Regions from separate parts of the Mus musculus genome. Here region 1 is linked to region 2. Evidence: chromatin loops called from intact Hi-C (ENCODE). Cell type or tissue: left cerebral cortex. All regions are shown on one strand. Each heading gives the region's core, and the rest is flanking DNA. Links, peaks and the distances in the headings are about the cores only.

Region 1 (5,384 bases), core at 243-5,242, 52 kb before region 2:
CGCAGAAGAAGAACCAGTTCATTTGGCCTGTTGTAGAGGAACTACAGTGTCTTTGGTCTTGTTTCTTGAAAAAAATTACCCAGTCATTAGCTTCAGAAATTATTTTTACTTAGGCTCTGTGTTTACTTGGTGTATGAGTTTGCTAGAACTGAGTAATATGTACCATAAATTGAGTGGCTTAAACAATCATTTATAGTCCCAAACCCACATGCTAGCAGAGAAGAGTCTGTATCAGGATTCCGTTTTTAGCTTAGAGATGACTGTGTTCTTCCCATGGCTCTTCCACTTGTGTATATCTGCAATGTCTCTGTCCCCAGACCCTGTGGATGGAGATCGCTCAGTGTTGGTGATTAAATCCAGTGCCTTGTGCATGCTAGCCAGGAGCTTTAGCATTATAGGTCAGCTTCAACCTAGCCCTTCTGCTTTTAAGAGTGAAGATATCCATCATACTCAATTTGGTAACATCCCAGTGACCACCTGTCTACTTGTTAAGCTCTGTAAATATCTCCAAATAAGGTTGCATCCTAAAGATCAGTGTTTTGGATGCGATGAGAATGTTAAAGATCATGGAGGGCTTAAAGACCCAATGCCATATTTAGTCCAGTGTCAGTGCTGGCCTCTGAGTGTACATGCTTTGGGTTTGGCTGTGCAGTATTTCATATGCATTTAGAAAGCTGCAACTTTTAAGTGAATAAAATGGTTTGAATAGTAATTGTGGTGGTTTGAATGTGCTTGGCCCAGGAAGTGGCACTATTAGAAAGTATAGCCTTGTTGGAGTAGGTGGGGCTTTGTCTGAGGGAGTATGTCACTGTGAGGGTAGACTTGGAGACCCTCTTTCTAGCTTCCTGGAAGACAGTCTTCTTCCTGGCTGCCTTCAGATCAAGATGTAGAACTCTTGGCTCCTTCTCCAACATCATGTCTGCCTGGACACTGCTGTGCTTCCTGCCATGATGATAATGGACTGAACCTTTGAACTTTTAAGTCAGCCCCAATTAAATGTTGCCCTTTGTAAGAGTTGCCTTGGTCATGGTGTCTCTCCTCAGCAATGGAAACCCTAACTACGACAGTAATATTGCTATTGTTTGGATCAGTGATTTTCAACCTTCCTAATGCTGTGATGCTTTAATATCTTATGTTGTGGTGACCCCCCAACCACAAAATTATCATGATCTGCAGATTGAGAACCCCTGATTTGAATTTTCTTTCTTTTTTTTTTTTTAGAGTGTGCCTTTTTGAGACAGCATCGCATTATGTAGTCTAGGGTAGTCTTGAATTCACCATCTTCTTATCTCAGCTTCCCAAGTGCTGGGATTACAGATGTGCATCACCATGCTTGACCTGCTTTGGATCTTCATTGTCCGTACATGTTCAGGTGTGATTCCTGTAGTGGCACCATTGAGAATTGTATCTTTTAGGTAATGGGGCTTGCACTATGGGACTCAGTATGGTGGCTCCTCAAAACAAAACAAAACAAAACAAAACAAAACAAAACAAACAACTAATACTAATAGCAACTACACTTCTGGAATGTACCCTAAGTATTTGACATCAGTATACCACAGAGACACTTACAAAATAAGCTTATAGCTTACTAGTCATAGTAGCAGAACTATGGATTGTAGCCTAGATTTCCAACAAGAACTGGATGGATAAAGACCATGTGGTGTATATACAGAACAGGCTTTCATTCATTTGTAGAGATGAGTGAAGTTTTGACATATGAAAAAAATGGATGGAACTAGAAATCATGTTATCAAATAGGCCAAGTTCAGAAAGAAAAAAAAATCACATATTTTTTTCTTATATGTGAAGACATATGATGCTGACTTCTGTTCCCCACCCCCTGAAAGTTAAACATGGGACTTCAAGAGGGGAAGAAAACATTTGAAGGGAGATGTGAGGGATAACAGTGGGTGGATATGGAATATGTGTCTTATGAAAGCAGGGGGATTGCTTGGGAGGGAGAAGGGGACCGAGGAGATGGGGAGAGGTGGGGTGGTGAGAAAAGAGCAGCAGAAGAACAAAGTGTAATAATATATATGAAAACATTACAACAAAACTCATTCTATGTGCTGAGCAAAATAACAAGAACAAGAAGATCGAATGAGATAGAAAAAAAGAGGCAGGGCCTATGGAGAGGTCTTCAGGTCATTGGAGTGTGCCCTCGAAGGGGATTGTGGGAACACAGCTCCTTCCTCTTCTTCCATCTTGCTTCCATTTACTTCACAGCCATGAGGTGAGCAGTTGACCTCTGTTTCCAGCACGGCCACCCAGCATCCTGCCCAGAAATGGGTCCATCTGTGTGACCACAGTTGGAGACTTCTAAAACTTTCTCTCTGTAAGATCATTTTTCGTGGGTATCAGTTAAACTGACAAGACAGCAGAGTTGGACAAATTCCATTAGAAAAATGGGCATGTGTGTAGCAACAGCTTGGAGAAAAGAGAAAAGTAGCTGGTCCTATGCTCCCTCTAAGAAAACTGCTGTGAACCTGGTCTCTTAGAGCTCTGCCCGCACTGTGTTCACCGTCTCTTCTCTTTGGCACCCCTTCCTTTGATATCTCACCACAGAACTACATGTCTCTGATAGATATATAATTTTCACTGAATTAATGGAAGATTTTTGGCTCACTAATAACTTCCATTTGAGCATTGAGATGTAATTACAATGCTTCTGTCTTCGTCTTCATAGGCTCGTGGCTTTCAGGAGCTCATAGCATTCCAAGCAAGGGCTCATTACAGTAATCCTCTTAACATCACTTGGACCCGAGTTACAAGTGTCATTATTCTCATCTTGTGGGAGGAAAACCTGAGGGACAGAAGAGGAAGGACTATTGTCTAATGCCACAAAGAGAGACAGAAGGGGCCTCACTGTCCCTTTATGGTGCCGTTTATTCTGGAGAGTTCTATATTTATCTAGACCATCCCCCAAGGCAGCCCTTCTTTTCTATTTTGGCATCTCCAGTCACTGTTTGTGTATGCTGGCTGGTGTCTGGCCCAGGCACAGTTCTGGCTGAATTGAGAAGAAAAAAACGACAGAACTCCCATTATAATGCAGTGTTTATTATTGGATCAATATGATCGATGGCCACCTGTCAGATCTGTAACATTATCTGGGAACCAGCAGATGGAGCTGTTACAGATAGCATTCAGAAGTTTGTTTATTCTCCAGAGCACGGCTTTCCATCCTGGGGGAAATACCACTTCATTGTCTGAGCCTCAGCGTTGTTTGCAGCCAGATGTTGAACACACCTCTTCTCTTGGCCCAAGTCTGTGGAATCAAGAGGTCATTTAGGTGCAGGACCATGGTTTTCACATGGAAGCAGTCTTGTGACAGTCACTGACTTCCTGCAGGCCCTTGTGGCCAAGAACAGATGAGTCCTATGTACAACAAGAGCATGACATACACCAGTATCTAGAATTCTTCTACTTAGACTCCCAGAAGTGGTTACATATGGTGTGCTGGAGGGAACAAGAAAGCTGCTGGTTTTTGTGAATGCAGCATCTATCACTACTGATAGACTCATGTTCTGGTCCTTAATTGAACAGGAGAGTTTGTTTTACTTGTACTAAGAAGAATGGTGCTACATGACTCTATCTTGAACTTTTGAAGATGCCCGTCATACTTAAATATATTTACCTTCCCTTTTTCTTGGTGGGTGTTTTTTTGTTTGTTTGTTTGTTTTTGTGGTGGTGGGTAGGGTAGGATAACTAATAATTTTTGAGTGTTGATTTTAAATAAGTTTAAGCAGGAAGAGAATAGGACTCACTTGCTCCTTCCGGTGAGGTTAGAAGGAAAGGAAACTTGTTTGGGGGTTGCTTGACTCATTCTTTTCTTCTAGATTCTGAGTGCTAGGATTACAGGCATGAGCTACTGTGCCTGGTTTGTGCAGTGCTGAGAATTGAACCCATGGCCTTGTGTATGCTAGGAATGTGTGCTCCCAAGGGAACAATATTCCCAGTCCCTTTCTTTTCTTTCCTCATCTCTGTTTTTCTTTCTTTTGCAGATGGGCTTCAAGAGAAGTTGGCCTTGAACTTCTGATCTTCCTGCCTCTGCCTTCTAAGTCTTAGGCTTGATTACAGGCATCTGTGCCTCATTTGACTAGTCTTTTAAAATCTAGTTATTGTCAGTAACTGGGTTTCCCAGTTACTCAGGAGAGTGAAGAGAGAGGACTCCAAGTTATGGCTAGCCTGGGCAACGTAAGGCAATCCCATCTCAAAAACAAAACATTGATAAGTAAAAATTAAATATCATCCTTGTATCTTTCTGAAGCTTATGAGTATAAACTGGTTTTAAATGTTCAGCATCTTGAATTTTTTTTGTCAATCATGACCACAAATAAGGGGCTAAAATCATGGTTTAGTAGTTATGAGAGCTTGCTACTTTTCCAGAGGACCCAAGTTCAGTTCCTAGCACCCACACTGGGGAGCCCATAAATGCTGTATCATTAGCGAGTGAGTGTTCATGGTTACCCATGCTCACAGCATATGATTACATAGACGCACAGTGGAATTTTGGATTGAATGTTTACTTTATTTCATTTTGGTAATATCTTTTGTAATATCTATTTGTATTACTTAGCATGTGCATGTGTTCACGTATGCACACATATTACGGTGTATGTGTGGAACTCATTCTTTCCTTATGTGGGTTCTGACAGTTGAACTTAAACTGCCAGGCTGGACAGCCCCTAGCTGGTGTTTTCAAGGGTAAAATTATGAATTGCCAGGCTCTCGCCCAAGCTAGTATCTCACCGGCAAGAATTCACTCGGACAACCGGATCCTTCTAGGGCAAAGCTTTTATTGCTTACTTCTCAGGAAGACCCAGAACCCAGAAAATGGCGCTGCTTATATAGCCCGCAGCGTGACGTTTCAGCACCTGATTAGTTGCTCGCCCATCACCCCATTACTATGCCCCAAGATGGGCAGTGACTGGGCGTGAATTCACTCTTGCACTTGCGCATAAGGCTTGTTTACTAGTTAGGCGCAGTGGAAGCCAGTGCCATCTTATAATGGCGATTGCTCACGGCACGGCTCTCCACACCAGGCCCTTGAGACAGATGAAATAAAGGTGCTTGCCACTGAGCCTGACCATCTGAATTCAATCCCCAGAACCCACACCGTAGCAGGAGAGAACTGAGTTCCAAAAGTTGTCCTCTGACCCCCCACATGTGTACCATGGTGCATGTACCCAAACACACGCATGTAAAAATAAGTAATTGTAATAAACACTAATAAAATTACACCTATAATTATCTATCTATCTATCTATCTATCTATCTATCTATCTATCTATCTATTGATCTATCTATCTATCCTACTCTAAGTGCTAAAGAAAAGAAATGCAGTTTGGTGGTGCCAATGATTGAAATTGAATTTAGAATTA
Region 2 (5,384 bases), core at 55-5,054:
TTAACTGGGGAGACTTCTCTGGCAAGTAAAAAAACAAGACAAAACAAAACAAAACAAAACAAAACAAAAACAATGCATGCTTTCTTCTTTTGTGGATGCAAGATTTCATAGGTACATAAATCCACATAGGTATTGATGATCAGACACTGATAATGAAACTGTCTGGGGAATTAGTGGGCGGGGCGGGGGGGGGAGAAGGAGAAGGATAGTGGGTGGAGTATGGCAGGGAATATGCTCAAAGTATATTATATGCTTTTGTGAACTTATGTAATCTTATATAATAATTTGACTTTAAAATCCAGGTTGTGAGTCAGTTGTGCTTGTTTGTGTAAGAGATCAAGCATGCTAAAACTTCAGCAGATGAAAATATTATTATTTAGAGCCCCTATGAAAGTACAGCTCCCAGGACTCACTCTGTGTGACAGTTCAGTGGGTGGGGCATGTCTCAGTGTTCCAGGACACAGGAAAGGGACACACATTCAGTGGGTGGGGCATGTCTCAGTGTTCCAGGACACAGGAAAGGGAACACAGTTATACGGCATGCAGTATCTCTCAAAGCAGTTAGAAGAAGGGATTTTGAGTGTGCTTACTATAGAAGATGACTAAATGCTAATGATCCGACTTCAGCATGTCCAATGTGTACATGCAACAAACTTCCACCCTATCCCATATGCACGTGCAGTTATGATGTGCAGCAAACCCACAAACCTCTGCCTCTGCTTGGCGATCTGGGACAGTTGCCGCTCAGATTTCCACAGGTGCCCTCACAACTGCTCTCTGCTAGGTGGACGATGGCAGTGAATACTAGAAGAGAAACCCAGGAATTACAAAACAAGGAGGGAACCTGGCTTGGTGGTAAACATCTTATTGTCACAGTCCATGGGAAGCTGAGGCAGGAGAATCAGGAGTCATCCAAAGCCAACCTAGATCACAGAGTGAGAGTCTACCTCAAAAACAAAATAATAACACAGGAGCCTTTGAAAGAAGTCAGAAATAACTTTGTAGACAGGAAAATCTTTCGCCTCTAAAGAAATCTAAAATTTTGGTTTCCGGGAGAAGTCGTGAAAAGGTTATTTCCCCTACACCCTTGCCTTCTGGGTCGGTCTACTTTAGAAGCTTCTTAAAAGCTTCATTTAAACTTGCTGAGAAGTTGTCCACCGGGGACAGAATACAGATATCGGGGCCTCGGAGACTCTGGGGCAGCTGGTTTCCGATGTGAGCGGATTCTATGCTTTATAGGGAGTGCCACAGAACACGGGGCACTTTACAGGTCACCAGAGAGCAGTTCTCAACACTGGCTTCATCAGAACCAACGGACCCAATTCCCCAACTACAGCCCAGACCATTCCCAGCAGAATCTCTGTCCATGGGGTTCAGGCAGTAGCAGTGCTTAAAACTTGCCCAGTGACCTGGTCCAGGCCAGATGAAGAATCCCTGCTCTAGCAGGAAATTCTGTTAGGAGTAATGGCGATCAGATTTCCAGCTAGCAGAATATCATGGTTTTGTTTTGTTTTGGTATAACTTGCTGTACTCTTCAGCTAGCCTTGAACTCAGGCTCCAGCCATCTCCAGCTTCAGTCTTCTGGGTAGCTGGAGCACAGGTGATATCACCACTCGTGGCTCAGAATCACATAGGAGACAAACAACAACAATAACAACAACAACAACAACAACAAACAAACAAACAAACCTATGCAATAATTGCTGTTTTATCTTAAAATGAATAACGTAGAGCATAAACTTATTTGCGTTCTTAAAAAGGTTTCCCTTGCAATGCAAAGGAGAAAGAGAAGTGAACAGAACAAGAGACTAGGGAGAATATTGAGCACATGTCTGTAGAGGCAGGACATACCTCAGGTCTGACAGTTGTGGGCTAGAGCCAGGGACCAGAGACTACCTTTTCAGGATGAACTTGAGACTCTTCAGAAATCCAGCCTTTTTCTGCCAGTTGCAGAGGCCCAGCCTTTTCTCTGTTGTCACTGAGGACCCACAAAGGCCCACACAAATCTCTCAGGAGGTCCTCTTGAAATCAGGCTCTGTGAGGCGGCTGCCTCTGTGTTCTGCATGGGAACAGCATCTGCAGACTCGAATATGAGGTCCGGGGACAGAGGTCAGATTAGTGACACAGGTTCCCAATAGTCTGGAGAGGCCCTCTGGTGCTGCAGGCTTCCTCCACACAACCCAGAGTTGGACATCCAGCTGGGAGAAGTCACTGGCCTTTTGAAACCCCAGAGAAGCATCTGCCCCTGGGAATGATTTGTCAATCTCCTGCGCCCTCTAGCGGCAGATGCCTGTCGTGCCTGCACCAAGAGAGTACTTCAATTTTTATCCTATAGTAAGTATTCAGAGGTCAAGCTGCTACACATTTCCTTCTCTCTTGTCTATCTTTCTACCTGACTATATGATGCTTCCACAAGTCTTCTATGCATTTACAAATGACTAATGTATATATTACATATGTATTCATTTCTGTATGTGTAGATAGAAAAGTAGATATGTAGACACATACATGCTTCATCCATACATATGAAATATGTCTTATATTTAACCATTTTAAAAGATATTTTTGTATGTATGTATGTATGTATGTATGTATGTATGTATGTATGTATGTATGTATGTATGATACATATTGAGACAGGATCTCTCTATGTAGCTCTGGTTGGCCTGGAACTTGCCCATAGACCAAGCTGGCCTTAAACTCAATTGTCTGCCTGCCTCTGCCTCCCAAGCACTGGGATTGGGATTAAGGGTATATATATGTGTGTGTGTGTGTGTGTGTGTGTGTGTGTGTGTGATCATGCCTGGTAGTAGTGTACATATACATATACACATATACATATATATACATGTTCATATAATATTTGCAAATGTAAAAGTACTTTTAAAATGTTACATAAAATATATATTTGACATATGCAATAAGATTTGATTATATAACTATAAATGTTATAAGTATGATATATCAGACTAATTTATAGTATGCATATTTTCTATAGACTATATATTCATATTTGTAACATATTTATATGTGTTATGTATAGTAATAGATACAAGGTTTCAGTGTATAAAAGGAATCCAATCGTCTCAGTTGGGTATAGTGGAAATAAGTTAGTATCCTAGCTTGCTCTCTGTTATTGTGATCAAACACTGACAGAAATAACTTTTGGGGTAAGAAAGGGTTTATTAGGATTTAAAGGTTATGATCCATCATTGAACAAAGCCAAAACATGAACTCAAGGCAGGAACCAGGAGACAGGAACTGAAGCAGAGGTGATGGAGGAATGCTGCTTACTGGCTTGCTCTCCATGGCTTGCTTGGCCTGCTTTCCTATAGAACCCAGGACCACCTGCCCAGGGGTGGCACCACCTCCAGTGGGTTAGGACTTCCCACATTAATCATTAATTAACAAAACACCTCACAGATAGTCCCACAGCCAATCCGATGGAGGCAATTCCTCAGTTGAAGTTCCCTCTTCCCAGGTGACTTGAGTCATTAATAAGAATAAGACAACCCAGCGGATTCATTTGATTTGCCTTCCTCTGGGGGACATTTGGATTGGTTTCCTTATTTGCCCATCATGGGAACTCCTTGCATGTGCGACTTTGTTCGTATGAGGTGTTTTTCTCCAGAGCACAAACTTGTCTTTCACTCAAGCCAGGAACTTAAGGCTGAAATGCAAAGTCTTGTGAAAATGAGAAGGGATAGAAACAGGACGCTTTGTGAACTGAGGACCAAGTTGGCCAGAGGGTGGGGTGTTGGGAAATGGAAGAGTTGCTTTTACCTGTAGTCTGGAGCTTTTGTTTTGATTTTTAATTAGGAAAAACAACACTTTTATGTGGCTCAAAATTTAAAGAGAATGACTGAACGGATGTAAGTAAAGTCCCCACCCCCTTTTCTGACTTCCAGCTACACAGTTCTTAATGGAGATCCCCAATATCAGTGGTCCTTTTGGACTCTACACAAGATCATTTATATGTGCGCAAACAAGAAGACAGATCTCTAGTACAGGTGCTCCCCAGTAGTAGAATTCCAACTCAGTTGTAGGGTCCCTTTCTACATGACTTGGCAGTTTCTACTGGTGCAAAATGGTTCACTTCTCTAAGACTGGAGCCACCATGTATTATGTTATTTACCAAGGATGTAAATTAAACAAAAATGGAATCTTAGAGGGTTATTTTAAAACGTTATTGTAGTATGGTTTCAGCTAAATACTAGCAAGGAGCCTAACTCGCTGCACTGTCTACCAGATGGGGGCTTCTTCCACCAATTCTAGATGCAGCTTGCTGTGGGCTTGAGGCTCCTTGGGTGCTATTTTGCAGTAGTTCCACTTTTCTTGTCCCCTCCTCACCAAGCTCTCCACATTTTGGATATGTGCTGCTAACCTCACGGTCTATTTTTTATCTTCCTTCTCTGCTGTGTTGTCTTCTCCTGGATACTAGTGTATAAGAACCACTGCAGAGGAAGATTATCCAGCTGAAGAGAATACTGCAGGAGCCTGGGTGCTGTGTGCCTTTGGGCATCTCTGCTGCTCTGTTTTCCAGCCTGTTGTCCACATGATCTTCTCCCACCTCCTTATGTGGCCCACTCATCAAGCAGCCAACATGAAGCCATGCTTCCAAATATGGCCGACACTTATGTGACTTTCCCTCCTGTGTTCAGAATGCCTGACTTAGACCCAGCAATGGAAACAAAGCTACCTTCAGTCCCATGAACAACCAGAAATGTGCCCTGGGCCTCTTGTTGGCACCTGTCTATTGGGTAGCCAGGCTCTCTTCTATCTCCCCTTTTACAACCATGGAGAGGATAGCACCCTGTCTGAGCAACTTCACTGTCTCAAAGCCCTGCAACCCAGCATGGTACCTGACTGATGAACAATGAATGCCTGGCCTTGTATCCAGAGGCTGCACTAGCAAGCACCTCCCTGTGTCTCTTCATTTCTCTTAAAATCTTGATCATTAAATCTCAGCATATCTTAAAGAAAATCAACACTGAAACAGATCCCTGTTATATATCCACACTGAAGACGTTTTTCTAGAATCTTCATTTTATGTAGTCAGAGCATCCTTAAATTGAAAATCCAAAGACTACATGTTCCAAAATTCCAAACTTTTTGCCCCTGACATGAAGCCCCAGTGGAGATTTCCACGCTGATCTCACAGATTGGTCATCTCCAGAGCATGTCAGAACTAAAAATCTTATATAAAGTTACCTTCAAGCTCCAGGTAGCTGTACATGAAACATAGGTTTTATGTTTACACTTGGGCCCTACCATTAACCATATTTCATGATATCTGTGCAAATACTCTAAAGCAGAGGTTCTCAACCTGTGGGTCAAGCACTCCACAGGATCTCATATCAGAAATTTACATCATGACTCATAAC

What was found. A loop is a pair of places that touch in the nucleus more often than their neighbours do. Peaks named below come from ENCODE experiments on the same cell type or tissue, not always from the same donor. Only the 100,000 strongest peaks of a DNase experiment are listed, where the experiment ranks them.
Region 1: a loop joins it to region 2, with 6 times the contacts of the local background. A loop is called at or near these places in 6 of 42 quality-filtered maps.

Annotation. Positions count from the first base shown.
Region 1 is chr2:147,202,147-147,207,530 of GRCm38, forward strand. All of the region lies in intron 1 of Nkx2-2os (NK2 homeobox 2, opposite strand), which reads left to right. Among named protein-coding and RNA genes, the nearest start is that of 6430503K07Rik, 17 kb to the left of the region's middle. In left cerebral cortex, for the core only: a CTCF peak has its summit at 3,116 (motif pointing right); no DNase peak of the experiment used is centred there.
Region 2 is chr2:147,254,661-147,260,044 of GRCm38, forward strand. The region is part of intron 1 of Nkx2-2os (NK2 homeobox 2, opposite strand); the gene reads left to right. It overlaps Gm39955 (a long non-coding RNA gene), which reads right to left and starts at 2,196. Exons shown (of 4, transcript XR_866809.2): 1 at 1,852-2,196; 2 at 709-804. In left cerebral cortex, for the core only: a CTCF peak has its summit at 2,279 (motif pointing left); a DNase peak (open chromatin) is centred at 2,250.